Linked DNA regions of Homo sapiens: region 1 is linked to region 2. Evidence: chromatin contacts called from ENCODE Hi-C or POLR2A ChIA-PET data. All regions are on one chromosome and are shown on one strand. Each heading gives the region's core, a stretch centred on a gene start or an enhancer-like site at or near the end of the contact. The rest is flanking DNA. Distances are from core to core; before and after follow the strand shown. Region 1 overlaps ARHGAP21 (Rho GTPase activating protein 21). Region 2 overlaps ARHGAP21 (Rho GTPase activating protein 21).

Evidence for each region. Hi-C counts contacts between places; a loop is a spot of excess contacts on that map. ChIA-PET counts read pairs that join two places held with the same protein, here RNA polymerase II (POLR2A). Pooled maps may share reads with other maps.
Region 1: a loop to region 2 is called in a map of astrocyte of the cerebellum, with 6 times the contacts of the local background. The contact joins two enhancer-like sites. A Hi-C loop is called at or near these places in 8 of 168 maps with a recorded cell type or tissue (GM12878, astrocyte of the cerebellum, esophagus squamous epithelium and 5 more), 26 of 37 single-sample maps with no recorded cell type and 13 of 50 pooled maps. POLR2A ChIA-PET finds 5 or more read pairs at or near these places in 4 of 52 experiments (AG04450, GM10248, GM12878 and 1 more).

Annotation. Positions count from the first base shown.
Region 1 is chr10:24,704,179-24,710,309 of GRCh38, reverse strand. All of the region lies in intron 2 of ARHGAP21 (Rho GTPase activating protein 21), which reads left to right. Among named protein-coding and RNA genes, the nearest start is that of ARHGAP21, 17 kb to the left of the region's middle. Within about 2 kb of position 3,645, at least 3 of the 41 ENCODE cell types and tissues checked have a DNase peak (open chromatin) inside an H3K27ac peak, as active enhancers do.
Region 2 is chr10:24,642,660-24,647,958 of GRCh38, reverse strand. The region is part of intron 4 of ARHGAP21 (Rho GTPase activating protein 21); the gene reads left to right. Among named protein-coding and RNA genes, the nearest start is that of ARHGAP21, 79 kb to the left of the region's middle. RefSeq lists a silencer at 1,956-2,045. Within about 2 kb of position 2,003, at least 3 of the 41 ENCODE cell types and tissues checked have a DNase peak (open chromatin) inside an H3K27ac peak, as active enhancers do.

The DNA of each region.
Region 1 (6,131 bases), core at 2,396-4,895, 61 kb before region 2:
GCTACAGCTAGGGAGAATATCTATTATCTCTAGAATACTAGGGAGAATATTTAATGTCTCACTAGATACTCTCTATCTAGAGATTCTACATATAGTATATCTAGAATATTTATATCTAGAGATACTGGATATTCTCCCTAGCTGTAGCTTATTCAGCTACAAGACCAGGAAGGGAAAAATATAGAAGTGAGCAACAGCCTTTATTGAGTCCTTTCAATGTACTCAAGTTAGTTTTCTCAGAAAGAACAACTTTTGTTTTTACCCATATTTCATCAGTTTCCATACCATCTACATTACATTATTACCAAACACAAAACAGACATAAAGAGATATGTGCAAAAATAAAACTGACTTATGTTAAGCTTGAATGTCACTTGTTGGGAGCAGAATTGAGTGTCTAGATTATCTTCCCAGTTGTAAGAGTTGAGCTTGCAGTACGGTTGGATTCAGTTTGCAGGTATTTTGTTGAGGACTTCTGTGTCTGTGTGCGTCAGGGATATTGGTCTGTAGGGTTTTGTTGTTGTTGTTGTTGTTGTTGTGTCCTTGTCTGGATTGTTTTTTTTTTTTTTTTAAGAGAAGGTTTTGCTCTGTCACCCAGCCTGCAGTGCAGTGACATGAACATGGCTTACTGTAGCCTCGACCTGCTGGCCTCAAGCAGTCTTTCTGTCCAGTCTCCTGAGTAGCTGGGACTACAGGCATGCACCATCACACCTGGCTAATTTTTAAATTTTTTTTGTAGAGATGAGGTCTCACTGTTTTGCCTGAGCTGGTCTTGAACTCCTGAGCTCAAGCTGTCCTGTCGTCTCAGCCTCCCAAAGTGCGGGGATTACAGGCATGAGACGCAGTGCCCGCCCCCTTTTCCAGTTTTGGTATCAGGGTGATACTGGCCTCATAGAATGAGTTAGGGAGAATTCCTTATTCCTTGATTTCTTAGAACAGTTTCAGGAGGATTGGTATTAGTTCTTTTTAGTTCTTTGTATGTTTGATAGAATTTGGCTGTGAATCCATCTAGTCCTGAGCTTTCTTTGTTGGGAGATTTTTTTAAATTACTGATTGAGCCTTGCTACTTGTTATTGATGTGTTCAGGTTTTCTATTTCTTCTTGGTTCAACCTTGAGTGGTTGTATGTTTCTAGGAATTTATCCATTTCCTCTAGGTTTTCTAGTTTGTGAGCATAATTGCTGTTCATAATAGTTTTTGATGATCGTTTGTATTTCTGTGGTATCAGTTGTAACGTCTCCTTTTTCATATCTGATTTTTTTATTTGGGTCTTCTCTCTTTTCTTTGTTACAACCTCTATGGAAAACTGTGTGGAGATTTCTTAAAGAAGTAAAAATGGAACTACCATTTGACCTAGGAATCTACTCAAAGGAAAAGAAATCCACTTATCAAAAAGATATCTGCTCTTGTATGTTTGTTGCAGCACTATTCACAGTAGCAAAGATATGGAATCAACCTAAGTGTCCATCAGTGGAGGAATAGACAAAGACAATGTGGTATATTTGGAATGGAAGACTATTCATGGAATACTATTCAGCCATAAGAAAGAATGAAATTATATCTTTTGCAGCAATGTGGATGGAACTGGAGGACATTATCTTAAGTGAAACAAACCAAGCACAGAAAGTTGAATATTGCATGTTCTCGCTCATAAGTGGGTGCTAAAAATTTGTACACATGGGTGTAGAGAGTGGAAGGATAGACAATGGAGACTCAGAAGGGTGACAGAGTGGGAGCAGGTGAATGACGATAAATTAGTTAATGGGTACAGTGTGTGTTATTTGGGTGATAAATATACGAAAAGCCAACTTGACCACTACACTATCTATGCAGATAACAAAATTGCATATGATACCCCATAAATTTGTACAAATAATAATAATAGAGTTGAGCCATGGGATCAGCCAGTATTCAAGAATTAGCCAGGAAATCAAGAATTTTGGTTGGTCTAGCAAGTCAGTTAGGCAGAGTTCAATTAAGCCAGCATCTATGGTAATTATAGTTTTGGGAGTTGATGAGGTCATTGAGGGAGGGAAGAGGGTCAAAGTCCAGAATCTGAGGAACACCACCAATTAAGGGACGGACAGAGGCCGACAAACCAGCCACCAAGGCGAACTAGTTAGAAACAAGCTTTTCAGTAGCCTCAGTTTTCAGATTTTGAGGACTTTGAATTTGATCTTTATATTTAGCCTTTGGCAAGCTTCCAGCAGCAGCATTGTTTAACCTAGCTTCTCTCAAATTTATTTTGCTATTGAAGACTTTTTTTTACTTAACTGTAGTTTATATTCTGCATCCTATAAAACAAGTAGGAACATACTTGGGAAACACTGCTGTATACAGGCAGAAAGGAGCAACAGAAGGAATTTATAGAGTAGTCATATGATTAGCTTTTAGTTTAAAAGGTGCTTTTGTTAGTCCTGAACAGACAAGATTCCAGAGAGGGGTGACAGGATGTTTGGGAGACCAACTAGATGCCCTGTGATAATCCAGGAGAAAGTTGATGGGGGTCTGAATTTAGGCAGTGCCGGTGGAGTGGAAAAAGGACAGTTCATTATATGTTTTGGGAGAAGTGACATGATTTGGTAGCTAGATATGAGAGGTAAGGAAGGAGGAGTCTAAGATGACTCTGGTTTCTGTTTGGGTGACTAGGGGGATGAGTTGTACAGCCACTATGCAGATTAGGGAATAGAGGAGGTCGTGCAAGTTTGGAGGGAAGGTGATGAATTCAGTTTTGGACATGTAGTATGTAGGTGTATGTGCTTAGCAAGTGTTTAGTCACGCAGATTTGGAGCTTGGGAGAAAGGGTGGTGTTGAAGAGGGCTTTAGAAATAATTCATAGTTAAAATCACAGGTTGAGGTGACTTCACCTATGGAAGTGTAAGAAATTAGAGGGAGGTCAAGGATAGAATTCTGATTTAGACAGAAAGGGGTGATCATCTTGAAACTATTAATCATTTATTAGATATCTGTTAGACACTGTTTTAAGCATGTTACAGATGTTATTTCAGATTAAACCTCGTGAAGGTATGTCTCCATCTTACAAATGAATGATTTGAAGCTTAAAGGATAAGTCTTTAGCCTCCTTGGTCATACATCTGTCTTATTAAGATCTAGGCTTTTCTCACATTGCTACATTGCCTTTTGCAAAGAAGTAATAGTTAAAGAAGTAGTAAGAGAACAAAGAGACTGGAACTGTGGTACCCAGGATGAGAGCCATTGAAGGAGTTGTTAGCTCTGTGTGGCGCTACTGAGAGGTTAAGAAAGGACGGAGTACCCTTTGGTACCCTTGGGATCAAGTCAGTGTGAGCGTCATTGATGATGGCACAGCCTTGTGTTGGAATTTGTTTGCTGTGGACCGGAGCCAGCATAGTTGATTGATTTATATACCACCTCCCCAGGTTGTGTTTTCATTGAATGACTAAAGATGCCCAGAAAAGAAGGAAAAAGCAATAACCTTTTACAAATTAAATAATGTTAAATACTCAGTAAGAATTTTATGAAAACTTTCCTTCATGATCTAATAATTTAAATGTACTGGTGGGAACTACATTTGGGAAGATGATGTCGTTCTGCCAGTTAGCTATTGCTGCTTAGACAGGAAAGGGAGGGGAAGATCTTATTTGTGGACCACATCACTGCAGAGCTCTCGTAACCCCGCTGCTCTGCTGACAGAAGCTGAGTCAGAGAAGAGATGCAGACTGTGCTATAGGCAGTCATGGCCCAGTTCAGGATTTTAGACTGCATGATCAACCACAATTGGAGTTTGTTGTGCAATCTGTATTGTGCATGGAGTGGTCAGGTTTGTTTCATAAGTGTGTATGTATATATTTGCTTTTTAATTCAAAACTGCTATGATGTATAAAGCAAAAGTAAATCAGGATATAAAAACACTGTCTTCTTGTAAGAGTAGGAAAGTAATCTTTTAGAATTTTTTTTTTGTCAAAATACCTGTTTAATGTGATAAATCTAATGATCTGAATTACTTTAAAAGAATTAAGTTAATTCTTAAGTAGCACAGATGAGACTATTTGCAGAGCTTTAAGTGGTGGAGGAGGGGAAGTTAGAATGAATTACTTAAAAGTGGCCAACAATTAAAGCAATATAATTGTAACATAAATGTTACATATTTTTGAAGGCATCTGACATTGTATTTATTAGAAAGTAGGCAAGATTTTGGAGTGAGTTGCTTTTTAGCTAGTTTTTCAGTTTTAGTGAAATATGGTTCTTGAGTTCTTTCACAGTGGGATTAAATGGAAGTACTTTTTAAAACTTTTTTGATTACTAGTCTGTTTAGAAAATGGTTATTTTGCAATAGAGAAAATCTGCTAGGTTAGCTATTGTCTGCTTTTGAGTGTTCTTCCCTAAGAAGCAAAAGCTCTTATTTTTCCCTTTATCCCTCGATCAACATTGTTATTATCAGACCTTTGTTGTTAATCGTAGATAATATTGTACAAATTCAGCATAATGGCTTCTTTTACAGAATAGAAAGCAACGTGAATGATAGCTTTTGTTCCAGTTATCAGTGAATCTTTAAAAACTATGAATTATTTACCTCGTAGGTTATTCATCACTTTGTGGGTATTTGTCTTCCTTACTAAAAACAAGTTATTTAATATTGTTTGAAATTTAAAAGGAAAACAGTTGAAAATGTAATTGAAAGCAATGAATGATAAATAAAGCACACTGACCATGCTTGCCCCAGCCCCAACCATTTCTCAGTTCTTCCATAACTGTGATGTGAGCTTCTTCGTTTATGATATGGAATTAGTTCCCAGTGGTACTTTGGGGTGTCCAATACTTTTCTTTATGTACTGTTTTCTCTATTCTGGAATGGTGAAAAAATATTTTCATAGTTTAGGCTGGGCATAATAGACTAATGTATCAGAGAAATCAGAGATGGAGAAGGTCATTTAGTCTCTGTTTGTTTCACCGTAAGATTGATCCCTCAATGCACTTTCTAGTCTGTGCCTAATGGATTTACATTACCGTAAAAAATATGGATTTTGAATGGCTGCTAAGAGGATAAAAGAAGATAGATACTGGAATTATCTTAACATGTAAAATTCATAATACCAGGAGCCTAACGAAGCTGAAACTTAAAATTTTTTAGCGTTTAGTGACTAGTTTACAGCAATTACTAAACTCATTAGTTAGTCTCATCATCAGAAAACTTTCTAGTTTGAGGTCTGAGACCTTTTTAAGACGTCTTCATTCTGGGTAATCCCAAAGGAATTTAATTTGAGTTGCAATAGAATCTAGGGGTGCATTGATCCAGTAAGCCAGCGATATCAAAAGTGCTTTTTTGGATGTGCCTTGGCCTGGGGTTTTTTGCTAGGATTGTTGTTGCTACCATCCTTGTGGTTTAGGTCTGATAATCAGCCATTTAGTTGCCAATGTCTCTGAGAAGAAGAGTTTTTAGGCCAGGCATAATGGCTCATGCCTGTAATACCAGCACCTTGGGAGGATCACTTGAGCCCAGGAGTTCGAGAGCAGCCTGGCCAACATGGAGAAACCCTATCTCTACCAAAAATAGAAAAATTACCACCAGACGCGGTGGCTCACACCTGTAATCCTAGCACTTTGGGAGGCCAAGGTGGGCAGATTGCCTGATCTCAGGAGTTCGAGACCAGCCTGGGCAACATGGCAAAACCCTGTCTCTACTAAAAATACAAAAAAAATTAGCCAGGCGTGGTGGCATGTGCCTAATAATCCCAGCTGCTTGGGAGGCTGAGGCATGAGAATCGCTTGAACCTGGGAGGCGGAGGTTGCAGTGAGCCGAGATTGTGCCACTGTACTCTGGCCTGGCAGTGGAGCGAGACTCTGTCTCAAAAAAGAAAAAAAAAAATAGAAAAATAAGTCAGGCATGGTGGTGTGCACCTATAGTCCCAGCTACTCGGGAGGCTGAGGTGGGAGGATCACCTGAGCGTGGGATGTGGAGGTTGCAGTGAGCTGAGAATGGGCCACTGCACTGCAGCCTGGGCCACAGAGTGAGACCCTGTCTCAAAAAAAAAAAAAAAAAAAGAAAAGAAAAAATGTAGAACTTAGCATAAAGTAAAAATGGCATATGACATCTCCTGTGGCTTCTGTGTCACCACTTAAAGTATTTGGTGGAGGTCACAAAATCAGTACTTT
Region 2 (5,299 bases), core at 754-3,253:
GGCTGAGGCAGGAGAATCACTTGAACCCAAGAGGCAGAGGTTGCAGTGAGCCAAGATCGTGTCACTGCACTCCAGCCTGGGGAACAGAGTGAGACTGTCTGGGGAAAAAAGAGAAAAGAATATACAAAGTAAACTTTTCTTACATACTTTGACTTTTCAGTATTTTTATGGAAAATAATTTCTTTTATGTATTACTTTCAGAGCAAAGATCATTAAGGATAGAAATTGTCTTTTATTGCTGAGTTTTCAGTGCCTAGTAAGTACCTGGTACATATAGTAGGAGCTCAGATGTTTGCTGAGTAAATGTGTTGAATAAAGGGAGGTGCACTGGGGTATTTCTAATGATGACCACCATCTTGAATTGGCACAAGCTTCTAAAATGACTGCTCTCAAAGCTGCAAAATTTACTATGTTAGTATCTAACCTCTGCTGTTGAAGAAGAAAAGCAGATTTCTGACTGCCCTCCTACTTTTCTTTTGTCTTTTCCCATCAACCTCTCTAACACAAAGTGCCAGTGACACTCTTTTGATTTAGAAATCAGTTTCCCATAGCTGCTATGTGTATAAGCTAGAACAGTAATAACAAAAACATGGTAATCTTGGATTTACATAACAACTTGAACTTCCTCTTTGTAAAATAAACTGGTAAAGTAAGGTGGTCAAGTTAGATGAAAGGTTAAAAAAAATATTTTACTTCAAGTCCTGGGAAACCTTGTTTATAGTGATCTAAAATGCAAGGAATTCAACTGGATTCAAGTAGCATTGTCAGAAGTTCCATTTCTAGGAGTAGGTTTTAAGAGTTTGAAAAACAGTGCATGAAGTTAATTTGGCAGCCAAGAAAATAAATGAAATTTAAAAAATCTCTTCAAGGGTTCTAAAACACTTAACATGAAATTTAGGATTGCAGAGAACTAATTGGAGACACTGAATAGATAGGACGATACAGGTGAAAAAGAAGAAAAGTGCATGGCGGAGTATTAATGTTCTGCAGAATATTAATTTCTCCTCTGGAAGGAACTTCTTTATAGAAATGTTACTCTAGAGGTAACTCTGTAATTAGGTAATTTTGAGCTTTTTTTTCTAAATTAATTTTTAAATTTATAATTGACAGTTATACATATTTATGAGATGCAGTGTGATATTTTAATGCATATATGCATTGTATAATGATCAAATCATTGTATAATGGTTTCTTTTTATTATTAAAATTTTTTTAGAGACAAGTTCTCACTATGTTGCTCAGGCTGATCTTGAACTCCTGAGCTCAAGTGATCCTCCCACCTTGGCCTCCCAAAGTGCTAGGATTACAAGACCAAGCTACCATGCTGAGCCATTTTTTTCCCCCTTAAATACAGGGTCTCATTCTGTCTCCCAGGCTGGAGTGCAGTGGTACAATCTCAGCTCACTGCAGCCTCCACCTCAGCCTCTGGAATAGCTGGGACCACAGGCTTGCACCACTGTGCTTGACTGATTTTTGTATTTTTTGTAGCGACAAGGTTTTGCCATGTTGCCTAGGCTGGTCTTGTACTAGGCTCCTGGCTCTGCCTCCCAAAGTGCTAGGATTACAGGTATGAGCCACCACACCTGGCCAAGTTGATTTCATAGAAGTTGAGCTGTGTTTTTTTTTCAGCTGCTCCATAACTTAAGACCTTAATCATAGACACCCCCTAGTTGAGTAGTCCCATTTTCTTTCCTGATTGCTCTCCAGCTAGTTAGCCTACATTGAAAGTACGTGATTCATAAATCCATGTAGTAAAGATTTAATTATAATAGTTACAGTCCCTGTTTTTGATGTTTAACAGATAATTTTTCATCTTTGCTATAAAAACAGAATAGAAATATTTACATGTAAATGCCAAGCACATTAAATCAGAAATATAATTTTTGTTTATTTGTTCCTTTAGCAAACATCTGTTGAGTCAGTCCTGTGAGCCACTCACTAAACTAATTACTGGGAAGGAAGTGATGTGGCCTCTAACCTCACTTCCTTCAGATAGCTGTGCACATGTCACCTGTTAGAGAGGCCTTCCCTGACCACTTCAGAAAAACAGCCCTGCCTTTCCCTCTTCCTTTCCTTCTCACTCTGCTTATTGTTCTCCATTGCAGTTGTCACCATTTCTCATATTACTTATTTCTTCCTCAGCATTTTTCTCTCTCAGTTGGAATGTAGAGCAGAAACTTTATTTTCTTTATCTCTTAAAGCCCAGAACAGTTCCTGGCACATATACATCTAATGAATATATGTAGAATACAGGCTCTGATTCCTTGTGCCATGATCCTACAACAATTTCATGTACCTTTATTTTTGTACTTAGGTAATTATTTTATACTTATATCCTCCACCAAACTAGAAACTACTTTTTTTTTTTTTTTTCTGAGACAGAGCCTCACTCTATTGCTCAGTCTGGAGTATAGCAGCACAATCTTGGCTCACTGGATCCTATGCTTTCTGGGTTCAAGCGATTATCCTGCCTTAGCCTCCCTAGTAGCTGGGACTACAGGCGCTCATCACCACACCCTGCTAATTTTTGTATTTTTTTTAGTAGAGATGGGGTTTCACCATGTTGGCCAGGCTGGTCTCAATCTCCTGACTGCAGGTGATCAACCCATCTCAGCCTCCCAAAATGCTGGGATTACAGATATGAGCCACCACAACTGGCTGGAACTTTTTGAAGTCAGTTTTAACCACCAGGTGAGGGGATCTCAGATGGGGTGTCCATTGGGTTGTTAACAGATGAATAGGAGTTTATCAGGAGGAAGGAAAAATGGCATTCCAGAACAGATTTTAGAGACATTTAGAAGTTACATTTGCCCAGATTTGGTTGAAAGATTTTAGGATGGAGTGTGTGTTTCCAGTTAAAGATGCCTTGTGGAGCATTATGTTTTTCTGACTTGAGTGACTGGATAGATGGAGGTGTCATTAAATGAAGGACTGAAGGATATTGAAGTGAAATATATCTCTCCTTCCTCTGGAGAAATGAGTTTAATTTGGGATAAGTTGCATTTCTGATGCCTGTAGAGAGTTCAGTATCTAGCTGAAAATTTGTTTCTAGAGTTCTCAAGAAAGAGGTTAGGGGTTGAAAATAGATTTGACAGTCATTTTATATGTTATAATTAAGTCTTAAGTGTAAGTGAAACCATACACAGAGAGGACAAAGACATGTAGAATGAAGACAGGACTCTAAGAGCTGGTCAGAGAAAGAAGAATCAGAAAGGAAATTTGAGAGTAAGTAGTGGAAAGGTCTGAGGACAACCAGGAGGAGTTGGTAATTTGCTTATTAGGAGGTGATAATTTTAAGTGGGGCAAGGGGAGTGGAAAATTTGTCCTTTGTCTTAGAGAATTCATTAGGATTTGGACTAAAGGGATACAGTTGGACTAGACCTGACAAATGGCAGTTTGGTAAAGTTACTGAGAACAGTTTCAGTGCAGTGGACGGAAGGGAGGAGGAAGACAGATAGAAGTGGGTTGGAACATAAAAATTAGAGCAGCAAACCGTGACAAGGTCAGGGTGGGGTAGTTGGCAGTTTTCCCCCAAGGAGGTATTTGTTAATTTCTGAGAAACCCTGAATTAGAGGTAACTGAAGGTAAGCGATACATACACTACATTTGTAAGTAGTTTGAAAAACAAAGGGATAGAGAGGGTAGCTATATGGAAAGGTGGAGAGAACTTTTGTTGTTTGGGAAGCATTTATATATCCATGAGATTTGGAGAGAAGACTAGGGATTTTCTCACATGAAGTTTTACATGTGAGAAGAGAGAATTATGGTGGCAAGGTCCTGAAGAGGACTGATGACTAAATCCCCACCTGAAATAGGACGAAGAAAATGAGGACAGGCAAAGAAAAAAAAAGTTGAGGATATAGCAATTGAGTGAACTGGGAGACAAGGTTATTGAACTAGTGTGAGGAAATCAGCATGGAACAGCAAGTTAAAGAGGTTTATGATGGCCGGGTGTGGTGACTCATGCCTGTAATCCTAGCACTTTGGGTGGGAGGCCGAGGCAGGAGGATCGCTTGAAGTCAGTTCGAGATCAACCTGGTCAATGTAGCAAGACCTTGTCTCTATAAAAATAAATAAAAAAGAAGGTTACTAGAAGTTTGAAACAGCAACCTTGAGGGGACAGGAATTAAAATGCAAGCAAGAGACTTTTCTGAGTAGTGTCAAGAACTTAGCTGAACTGGGAAATTGTAAATCAATGCTTGTCCTGCAGTTTTATTCAGCTGTAGTAGCAGGCCAAGAACAAGAACAGAGCAGGTGTATTTTGGAATTCTCCGTAGTTAGAGATTGGCACATCGAATGCTTTGAAAGGTTAAGGGGAAAGGAAGTTGAGGGTACTGGTCAATTTTGTTGAAATACTGATCCACGGGTAATCTTAGTAAGAAAGAAAGTAACTTCTGTTCCAATTTTAGTATATATGTTGCCGAAGTGAGCATGATAGTAATTTCTGGAGGGAGACTGATAGTTTAGAAGAATGGAGAAGGCTAAAGGGAATGGAAGGTCTTGATAAAGTCAAGCAAGTTTAATTGGTTAAAGGATTGAGAGGTGATAAAGTCAGATAGAAAGATAGTTGGTTAGAGCACCATAACAAATTTTTCTGAGTTTGCAGAGAAATTAAATTCTAGCATAACAGAAATAATAGGGCTATGAATCTAGATATGATAATACTGTGTGTGAAATGTTACATGTGAAATGTACAATGCTACATGAACTTTAAATACTTTAGAAGGCAGATGCCAGGATTCTTTGTTCATTGTAGGATAATCAATGCCTGGCACATTTGTAAGAGCTCGGTAAATATTTGTTGAATGAATAACACCCATCCACAGTCTTTCTTGCCTGGATAGTTCATAATGCCAGAAAATTTTGATTCATGTCCGACACCTAGTGGTACTGTACTTAAACTGCTGTTGAGTGGCAGCATTTTCCTTATACTATTTGAGGGAAATAGTACAGATTAGTCGTAGCACTATTGCTTTGTCCCTGAAACAACTCTCCAAGCTGGTTTTGGGAATTTTTACTATTAGCATTTTCCAGGGCTCTAATTTTAATTAGCAAACATTTATTGAGCATCTACTGTGTGCCATGCAGTGTTCTGTGTGCTGGAGATTTTCATGTCCTGTATATTCTCGTGCGTATATGAACTTACTGAACTTGAATACATAGGTAGAGCAGTTGCACTGGGCTACTTGTTAAGGCACTTAATTTAGGATTCTCATATGATTTTTACATGTGAAACCTTTCTAAATTTATTTCATAGCCTTTGGGGCTATCATTTCTGTCATGACATACTGCTTTTTAT